Linked DNA regions of Homo sapiens: region 1 is linked to region 2. Evidence: read pairs that join two places in POLR2A ChIA-PET (ENCODE). Cell type or tissue: HepG2. All regions are shown on one strand. Each heading gives the region's core, and the rest is flanking DNA. Links, peaks and the distances in the headings are about the cores only. Region 1 overlaps ARHGAP12 (Rho GTPase activating protein 12). Region 2 overlaps LOC107984219 (a long non-coding RNA gene).

What was found. Peaks named below come from ENCODE experiments on the same cell type or tissue, not always from the same donor. Only the 100,000 strongest peaks of a DNase experiment are listed, where the experiment ranks them.
Region 1: POLR2A ChIA-PET joins it to region 2 with 6 read pairs; 4 of 35 experiments call an interaction of 5 or more read pairs at or near these places.

What each region holds. Positions count from the first base shown.
Region 1 is chr10:31,834,953-31,840,337 of GRCh38, forward strand. It overlaps ARHGAP12 (Rho GTPase activating protein 12), which reads right to left. Exons shown (of 20, transcript NM_018287.7): 8 at 4,685-4,759; 9 at 4,353-4,367. Among named protein-coding and RNA genes, the nearest start is that of ARHGAP12, 91 kb to the right of the region's middle. In HepG2, for the core only: a CTCF peak has its summit at 2,052 (motif pointing right); a DNase peak (open chromatin) is centred at 2,059.
Region 2 is chr10:31,971,686-31,977,070 of GRCh38, forward strand. All of the region lies in intron 2 of LOC107984219 (a long non-coding RNA gene), which reads left to right. Among named protein-coding and RNA genes, the nearest start is that of ARHGAP12, 46 kb to the left of the region's middle. In HepG2, for the core only: no CTCF peak of the experiment used is centred there; a DNase peak (open chromatin) is centred at 2,926.

The sequences.
Region 1 (5,385 bases), core at 168-5,167, 140 kb before region 2:
CACTTTGGGAGGCCAACACAGGTGGATCACGAGGTCAGGAGTTCAAGACTAGTCTGGCTAAGATGGTAAAACCCCATCTCTACTAAAAATAAAAAAATCAGCTGGGCATGGTGGCAGATGCCTGTAATCCCAACTACTTGGGAGGCTGAGACACAGAATTGCTTGAATGTGGGAGGCGGAGGTTGCAGTGAGCCGAGATCGCGCCACTGCACTCCAGCCTGGGCGACAGAGCGAGACTCCGTCTCAAAAGAAAAAAAAAAAAAAAGAAAAAAATTTAAACAGATTTTTATTTCATACTATTTAGTATACTTTCTCTACATAATATGTGTCAAAATCAACCAATGTTTTTGTGTTGCTTACTAAGAAAGCTTCATAAAAAATATCTTAAGTCCCATAAAATATATACAAACTTATACATGAATATTTGTTGGTCTAAGTATTTGATACTCTAAAAGAAACTTTATATTAAAAATAAGCAGGAATGCTTTAATAAGGACTAGCAAATTATGGTTAAATTGAGTAACAATATTATTCTATCCTAATAGGCAAGAAAACAATAAACTTCAAATTCTACTAGGTAATCTGGGGAAAATTTCACAAGTTCATAATTACTTTGCAGGCTCCACAATTTCTAATTGATGTTGCATTCTTTTAGTAAAGTAGGTACTTCTCAATTTAGGCTAACAAGTGTGATATACCAAAATCAATACACCTGATCAAAATCCTTATCTTCAGTTAATTGTGTAATAATAAGATTTTAAAAATATAGAATAAGTAAACTTGCACAATTGTACCTATAGCATTGAAAAAACACCACTGTAATGAAACATCCAGAATGGGTAAATCCATACATAGAAACAGAATGCAGGCTAGTGGTTATCAAGGGCAGGGGACTGGGGAGGGTGAAATGGGGAGTGACTTTTAATGGGTATGGGTTTTATTTTGGGGTGACGAAAAGTCCTATAACAGAGGTGATAGCCACACACGTTGTAAATATATTAAATGCCACTGAACTGTACCCTTTAAAATGGTTACTGGTTAATTTTATGTTACATAAGTTTTATCTGAATAAAAATAAAATTTTTAAAGAGTCAATGGATATAAAAAGAATTAAACATTCATGTTTTTTAAAAAGGCCTTAGAATAGTAATATTCAATGAAAAAAATAAGCAACTTGTCCATTAATACTTCAAATCATTAAATTTTAAAATGTCTTTTTCTCTAAATTGATTAATGCATATTAATACCATAAGTGGACATACAATATCAAAGCTCAAGTTTCTGAAATGCATATTCTAAAACTTTACTCAGTATTCAGTAATTGGGAATTTTAAAATGCATATTCTCATAGGTACATTGGGACATATAATGAATAGCTTCTTAGATCAGCCCACAAAAACCTATTTAATCCATATTATAGTCAAATTGTAGACAAATATATTATTGACTTTTAAAAAATGTATATACTGCCTATTTCAAGCAGATTTAAAGGGACTACAAAAAGTAACAATCATTTAAAAATTAGAAAAGAAAAAGTTAACATGTTTAAAATTTATATTAAGGGACGAAATTTTAAATCTGGTGTGATTAAAGGAGATAGATGAGCAATCTGCAGGGATTTTTAAGGTGACATTAAGAACTGAAAATGATGATGGTATCATTTCCACTTCTAAATTTGCAGCTTCCTTCTTTCTTATCACTAAGCCTTTATACCAATCAGATTTTAACTCGCAAAGAAAGAGGGAAATATCTCCCTGTAGTAACTGGGTACGAGTGAGAAAGAGACGCAAGAATACCAGAAGCCATGCAAGCGCAGAGGAGGAACCAGAGGGCAGAGGGAGTGAAGAGATGTCACAGAGGGCAGAAACCTCCATGGGAGGGCACAACAGCATGGATGGAGCATTCAGGAAAAAAGGAATGCCATCTGGTGATGGAAAAACAGAACCACCTCTGGTAGAATTAACATGGCGGTTTGTTTTTTTCACCTAAAGGTAAAAAAAGATTGAAACAGAAGAAACATTGGCGAGGCAGTTCCCTGTGATGGCCATCAGAGGGTACTGTGAGTCCGGCATGGTCTAGCTGCTGTCAAACTTCAGAAAATGGATAAATGGGTGGTGAAATAATTTGAAAACAGTCCTTGTAACTGCATGTGCAACATTTAAAAACTTTGCTTCTAGGATTACTTAGGAATTCTCTTTTAACAAAATGAAAATAATGTATAAAAGATCTTTGTGGGAACTGTGCATTACCTACATTTAAAATAGTTTTAAAGGGTTTCCTACTTTTCTAGATGGACAGATTAAGAGTACTGTAGTAACAGTGCCTTAGATTCGTATGGCAATTCTTGCCAAAACCACCAAAATAATGTTCACTTTTATCGTTATGTAATGTTTATGTACCCAGTACTGTGCAAATAATGCAAAAGATAAGTAGATGCATGTAGTCTCTATCTGTCCTCTATTTAAACTTCTTTTAGGAATTTAAAACCTGGTAGGGAGACTAGAAGTACATATAATAACTTGCACTTATTCAATGCAATTAGTGACTTGAGAGTTCAGATAAAGAAGAGAACATTATTCTGCTACGTTAGTCTGACAAAGCTTTCTGGAAGGGTCCATCTTGATGGAGGTATAGGATTTAACTATGTATAGAAAAAGCAAGGCCCACTCTAGGCAGGGGTACTGCCTAAGCCAACATCAGAAGGAAATGTGTACAACCCCTGATTAGTGCCAAAAAGACCAGATTGCACTAGGGAATGGAGAAAGAGTTAGAAAAATGAAACAGTATCTGTGAAAATCTTTACCTCTGGGAAATCTGAAGTATCCTAATAAATAACAGTGTATCATAATTTCATAAACTAGAGAAGCCATAATAAAATTTTGTCTTTTAAAAAGCTTTAAGGTTTCATTTATTTATTCAACAAATATTTACTGAGCAGCTATTATATGGCACTGTGGGAGGTAATGGGGTAACTCTGTTCCTGCTCTAATGAAGCTTTACTCTGTCTGGTGGGGAAGACAGACATTAATAGAGAGTTGGAGGTTCCTATAAGAAATAAATAATGACAAGTTATTTTATGTAATCGAATAATATATAATCAAATACTATGAAGAGTATTATAGGAAAACTTTGCCTAACCTAGAGAATTAGAATAAAATTCTCTGAGGAAATAAAAGTTCAAACTAAGCCCTGATGAATGAATAGAAGCTAACCAGGCAAAGATGTCGGGGAGAATGTTTCAGCATGCAGAAGAAATGACACACACAAGGACCCTGATCTGAAAGGCAGGCTCCTTTGAGGAACTGAGAGAAGGGTGGTGTGGTAGGACAACAAGCAAGAAGGGAAAAGGAAATATGAGATGAGGTGGTGGAGGCACTCAGGAGCCAGAGCATGCACAGCCTTGTCATGCTCATTAAGAATTTTAGGGCTTCATTCTACAAGAAAACAGGCTGGGTGTGGTAGCTCACATCTGTAATCCCAGCACTTTGGGAGGCCAAGGCAGGCATATCACTTGAGGCCACAAGTTCAAGACCAGCCTGGGCAACAAAGCAAGACCCCTTATCTCCATAAAAATTTTTAAAAAATTAGCCAAGCGGGCCAGGCACAGTGGCTCATGCCTGTAATCCCAGCACTTTGGGGGGCCAGGGTGGGTGGATCACTTGAGGGCAGGAGTTTGAGACCAGCCTGGTCAACATAGCGAAACCCCGTCTCTACTAAAAATACAAAAAATTAGCCAGGTGTTGTGGCGCATGCCTGTGATCCCAGCTACTCGGCAGGCTGAGACAGAAGAATCACTTGAACCTGGGAGGTGGAGGCTGCAGTTAGCCGAGATCATGCCATTGCACTCCAGCCTGGGCAACAGAGTGAGGCTCCATCTCAAAAAAAAAAAAAAAAAAAAATTTAGCAGAGCGTGCTGGTGCATGCCTGTGGTCCCAGCTACTAGGGAGGCTGAGACGGGAGAATCACCTAAGCCTGGTGGGGGAGGGGCAGGTGGTTGAGGCTGCAGTGAGCTATGATGGTTCTACTACACTCCAGCCTGGACAACAGAGCGCAACCATGTCTCTATTTAAAAAACGGTAACGAAAAAAAACCCAGAAGCCATTGAAGGGGAATAGCATGATCAGCAACAGAAAAGACTGGGAATGAGTATAAATACAGAAATTAAGTAAAATTTCATCAGAGTTAAGACAGGTATCTTAACAGAAGTCACATGGAGGTTTTCCAGTTTAGGAGAACTTACAGTTAAGCTATATTATTTCCAATATTCATCTGGCACAGACTTGGCAATATATTTTACAGCATAGAAAATGAAGGTGTCTATGCCTATTAAGAAGGAGAGGATTGCTTCTTACCTTTGGACTGCTGGCCTGAGGAAAAAAAGAGTAAAGTATAATGTCATAGTATTGTCTGGGAATTTTATATTTATTTTTAAAAACAAATATAAGTTCATCACTTAAAAATATGGTATATAATTTAATCATGTAAGATACCATATTTTAAACAAAAGGGGGACTTTTAAATCAATAAAATCTGATTGTTAAACTTATTTTGATTGTGATTTTTTAGAAAAACCAATGAAATTTAATAGAAGCTCATTTAAACATTACATTAAGAGTAAATTAACTTGCTAAAATTGATTGAAATAACTGGACTACATTATAAGATATGCTTCTATCATACTAACTGTATCTTGGTGCTTTGGTGAGGAGGGAGAAGACTCATTTTCAGGAAAGCAGGGTTTTGAGGCAGTTGGAGATTCCTACAAGAAATAAGTAATGAAAAAAGTTACTCTATTTTATATAATTATATTTCTGCCTCTACTCACAGTGGGAGAGCTTAGTAAGAGAGAATAACAAATTTTTTCCTCGTTATTTTCGTTCTATATTCAGCTCCAAGCTAATAAGGTAATGATTTTAAAACTACAAACGTTATTAAAAGTTTATAAAATATGGTGCTTTTTATAGCAATTACAGTTAAATTTAAATAATGCATATGGAATTACTCAAAAGAAATGATACAAGCTGCCTTAAAATCATGATGTTATATCAGTTTGAATTAACCATATTAAAATAAGTAAAACCTAAACACTTCTGGATAAATAAGTTATAATCATGATACTAACTTGCTCTTGGTATGGTAAGTATAAATACCCAGGATTAGGCAAGGTCACAGAAATACCTTAGCAAATGCCAGAATGAGAATTTAATTTTAGTCAAAAGCTATATAAGAAATTAAATTGCTATTAGTATTTAAGGTAATTTATAGAAAACTTTCCAAAAATTAGAAATAAGATATTTTAAATTCAAGAAAGAAACCTACGATTTAAATATTAATAACTCCCCAGAAAAAAAAATTTTAATGTCTAAGCCTACAAGAGTATCATAA
Region 2 (5,385 bases), core at 318-5,317:
AAAGATATTAGTTGACTTAGAAAGATATGATGAGGGAAAGCAGATTACAAAAAGTAGCAGGTACAATATGGTATAGAATATGAATTCATGAATCATATTATATTCATGAATCAATTCATGAGTTCATATTCTATACCATATTGTACCTGCTACATAACATGTGTGTGTGTGTGTGTATATATGTAGCAGGAAAGATACACACCGAAAGGCTATAATGACACTCTGAGTGGTTTAATTGCAAGTGATATTTACTCATTTACTCATGTGTGCACACACACACACACACAATGTTTTTTCTATAATTAACATGCCCTATTTACCTATTTATGTCAGTTTTTTATACAGGTTAAAAAAAAGAAAGCATTGAGGCCTCAAGTAGGTTTAAGTACAGAAAAAAAAAAAGCCATGAAGTCCCACTGAAATCTGTAGCACCACATCATATCACACGTAGGTTTAATAACCTGCTCAGGAAAAACAGATGTCAAACTTTTAGGCTGGGTGTGGTGGCTCACACCTGTAATCCCAGCACTTTGGGAGGCTGAGGCGAGACACAGAGTGTCCCAGTGATGTGGTGAGAGGGGAAACATGTTAGCATAAGAGCATGTATAGTCCACAAAGGACCCATGATGGAGTCTCACAGGTCTCATTCCTAGCAAATTTCATGTAAAAGTTGATTTTATTTTATTTTTTGAAGCGGGGTTGTCACCGGTGAGCAGCAACTATCTGAGCTGGTGGTGTGGGTGTTACGAAAAATTTATTTACCAAGACAGTTGTAGGTAAAGAAAGGCAAATTTATTAAAGAAAGTATGAAAATACACGGCAAGAGAGCAACAGGCAGGCCAGCCCAAAGGAGCCGATGACTTCCAAGAGACAAAGGCATGCTGGGGATAGTATAGAATAGTGCGTATGCTGTATGCTGAGGAAGGCTCTGTGCAGTAGTGATAACACCAAGGTTGCGGTGAGCTAACTTGCAGGTTTCTGATAGTTGGGTGCAGGGAGATTGTGAGTTATTTGCACAGGAGGGCTACGTGTCCTGGACCATGAAGAAAGGCAGACTGATAGCTTATCTGCTGCTTCTTTTTGCTTTCCCCTGGTCCTGCCAGCTTGATTCCTTTTCCCTAATTAGGACTCCACAGAGGTCTTGCTTTGTCACCCGGCTAGAGTTCGGTGGTGTAATCATAGCTCACCGCAGCCTCAAACTACTGGGCTTAAGCAATCCTCCCGCCTTAGACTCCTGAGCAGCAGGGACTACAGGCATGTACTTCCATGCTGGCTAATTTTTGTATTTTGTTTTAGAGACGGGGTCTTCACTATGTTGCCCAGGCTGGTCTGGAACTCCTGGCTTCAAGAAATCCTCCTGCCTTGGACTCCCAAATTGCTGGGATTACAGGTGTGAGCCACCATGCCCAGCCTCAAAGTTTGGCATCTGTTTCCCCTGAACAGTTTATTAAACCTACATGTGATATAATGCCGTGCTAGAGATTACAGTGTGACTTTGTATGTTTTTTTTTTTTTCGTGAGACAGAGTCTCACTCTGTCACCCAGGCTGGAGTGCACTGGTGCAATCTCAAACCACTGCAACCTCCACCTCCTGGGTTCAAGTGATTCTTGTGCCTCAGCCTCCTGAGTAGCTGGGATTACAGACGTGTGCCACCATACCTGGCTATTGAGTCAAGGAAGGGTTTCACTACATGAGGTTGTTTGCTTGGCACTTTGCAGTTGCATTCTGCACAGCATGAGTTGTAAATATTTGAAAAGATTTCATGCTTCTCATAAGTAACCAAACCAAACTACATAGAAATATGCCCCCAAAATCCAGAACCCTTCTAAAGGGAAGGCTACAAACATACATACTTCTAACACAACCACTTTGTTGAGAATCGCCTCAGAAAATTTTGCTAAATGACATACTTGATTCAAAGAAATGCAATATCAGAACTTGAGAATACATAAGTGTTTAAGTTCCAGCCCATTTTTGCAGGTAACAGTTTATAAAATACTCTGGAATAAACAGTGAAGATTATTCTCTGTTTCGGGGTAATTATATACAGTGTTTCACTTGATTTTGTTTTGTTTTGTTTCAGACTGGGTTTCACTCTGTTGCCCAGGCTGGAGTGCAGTGGCACAATCATAGCTCACTGCAGCCTCAAACTCCTGGGCTCAAGTGATTCTCCTGCTTTGGCCTCCCAAAGCACTGGGATTACAGGTGTGAGCTACAGTGCCCAACCCAATGTTTCACTTTAAATAGTCCACTGAAATATAAGAAACAATTCATTTCAACAAGGATATGATGGGTAGCTACTGTTTCAGTTGCTGTGCTAGGTTCAGAAATCAAAGATGAATAAACCTCAAAAGCTAAAAGGAGGATGTCAAATGTTCCCAGTATAAAAAAATGATAGGGACCAGGCGTGGTGGCTCACACCTGTAATCCCAGCACTTTGGGAGGCCGAGGCAGGTGGATCACCTGAGGTCAGGAGTTCGAGACCAGCAAGGCCAACATGGTGAAACCCTGTCTCTACTCAAAATACAAAAAATTAGCTGGATGTGGTGGCAGGCACCTGTAATCCCAGCTACTCGGGAGGCTGAGGCAGGAGAATCGCTTGAACCTGGGAGGCAGAGGTTGCAGTGAGCTGGATCGTGCCACTGCACTGAAGCCTGGGTGACAAGGGCAAAACTCTGTCTGAAAACAAAGATAGGCTAGGCACGTTGGCTCACACCTGTAATCCCACTTTGGGAGGCCAGCGAGGGAGGATGGCTTGAGCCCAGGAGTTTGAGACCAGCCTAGGCAATATAGGGAGACCCTGTCTCCACACACACACACATACACACACACACACACACACACACACACACACTCACACACATTAGCCAGCATGGTGGCATATGCCTGTAGTCCCAGCTACTCTGGGGGCTAAGGTGGGAGATGGCTTGAGCCCAGGAGGTCAAGGCTGCAGTGAGTCATGATCACATCACTGCAGTCCAGCCTGGGTGACAGAGCAAGACTCTGTCTGAAAAAAACAAAACAAAACCACTGAAGAAATGCTAAATGTTTCAGATGATGGATATGCTAATTACCCTTACTGGTTGCCATACGTTATATGTATGAAACGTCACTATGTATCCCATAAAAATGTATATCATTATTTTTCAATTTTAAAAATGATAAATAAGCCATGATCTTTGCACACAGGCCTTAGAGTTCAGTGAGGGGAACCAAGCTCCACACTGTGGATATGATGTCAGGGAGCATGGAGAGGGGATGCTGACGTGGGATGAGTGCTGGGCAGGTTTGGGAGGAGATAATGCTTGAACTGAGTCTTGCCAGGCAGACAGGGTGGAAGGGAAAAACGTCAAACTGACATAAAAGTGCAGAGACATGCAAGAGCCCAGAGTTTAAATAACTGCAAATAGTTCCTGAAGACAATTGGACTTCCACTTCTGGCCAAGGTGGAGTGACAGGGACTGGATTCAGCCTCCCATGTGAAAGGACAGAAAAAACAAACAAAATACGTAAAACAACAGATTTCAGACACTGCACACCAGGCAGCAGAGAACAATGATTCCTGAGAGAGGGAAAACAAATGAGGTGAGGCCTGTGATTACCTGAGCTCATTGCATGGAGAGAGCATTTAGAGAGGGGAAACGTGGGTGGAGCCTGGGGGCCCAGGCAGGCCATGGCATCTTGAGTTCACAGGGCAGAGTTCCAGAGGGGAGACTGCGGCACAGAGAGAGAGCTCCAGAGATCGGGGCCCTCAGGTTTTCAGCTGAGTACTAATCCACGCATGAGCGTGCAGAAACTACTCAAGACTCAAGAAAGAACCATGAGATCAGAGCAGAGGGAATAATCCTTGAATGAAAAACCTTGTAATTCACAGGGTATCAGGTAGAGTACTCTAAAGAGCATTTCCTCTGTGGTCTAGAATAAAGGCTGCTTTCATCTTGCCTAGCAAAGCTTAGGAGAAGCTTCAAAAAGATTAAACTGTTTCCAAACAATTTAACTGCTTCCCAGAATAAAGCTCAAGAAAATGTTTACAGGAATAGAAGACTAACACTTAAGGATGTGAAATTCACAGTGTCTAGCATCCAATAAAAAATTTCTAGGCTGCAAACAAAGAAAATACAATCAATAATGAGAAAAATCAATGTATAGAAACAACCCAGAAATGCATGCACATTAGTCAAAGAATTAATAGACAAAGTCATTAAAAACAGTTATTATAACTATATTCCATGTTTAAAGTCTACAGAAAAGACTGAGCAAATTGAACATCTAGATATGAAAAATGCAATATCTACAGTGAAAAATATGCTGGGACCAGGCATCATAACTGTAATCCCAGCAAATTGGGAGGCCAAGGCTGGAGAATCACTTGAGGCCAGGAGTTCAAGGCCAACCTGGGCAACATAGTGAGATGCCGTTTTCACAAAAAATACGAGGAACTAGCCAGGTGTGGTGTCACCCACCTGTAGTCCCAGCTAGTCAGACGCCTGAAGCAGGAGGATTGCTTGAGCTCAGAAGTTTGAGGCTGCAGTAAGCTATGAAAGTACCACTGCACCCTAGCCTGGACCACAGAGTGAGACCTTGTCTCTAAAAAAAAAAAAAAAAGGGAGAGAAAAATACACTGGATGGGATTGAGATTGACAGGAGTTTAGACAATGCAGAAGAAATGAGTAGTATAGTTGAATATGTAGCAATAAAAACTATCTAAAATGAAACAGTGAAAAAAGGTTGAAGGCAAAGCATCAGTGAGCTATGAAGCAACTTCAAGTTGCATACACTGTATCTGAGGCCAAAGTTGATTGATCCATGGCTGGACACCTTGAACATGGCTGGGCCAGTGAGTTTTAGGACCCAGAATCAAACTAGTCTCACTCTGGGTGACTAAAGCAGAAACATGGAGATCTTTGTGTTTTCCACCACATAGGCCGAGCAGCAGAAATCATCAATCTGCAACAAAGGGAGAAAGAAACAGACATTCAGAGGAAAGTTGATGTATAATTTGGAGAAATGGGCCCGGCGTGGCAGTGCACACTGGTAATCCCAGCACCTTGGGAGTTCGAGGTGGGCGGGTCGCTTGTGGTCAGGAGTTTGAGACCAGCCTGGCCAACACGGCAAAACCCCTTTTCTACTAAAAATACAAAAATTAGCCAGGTGTGGGGGCGCCCTCCTGTAGTCCCAGCTACTCAGGAGGCTGAGGCATGAGAATTCCTTGAACCCAGGAGGTGGAGGTTGCAGTGAGCCAAGATCATGCCACTGCACTCCAGTCTGGATGACAGAGCAACTCTGTCTCAAAAAAAAAAAAAAAAAAAAAAAAAAGAGAAATAAATCATTGCAATTTCCAGGTCTTGGTTCGAGTTGTTTCTGAATCTAGCTCTATCCCTGTG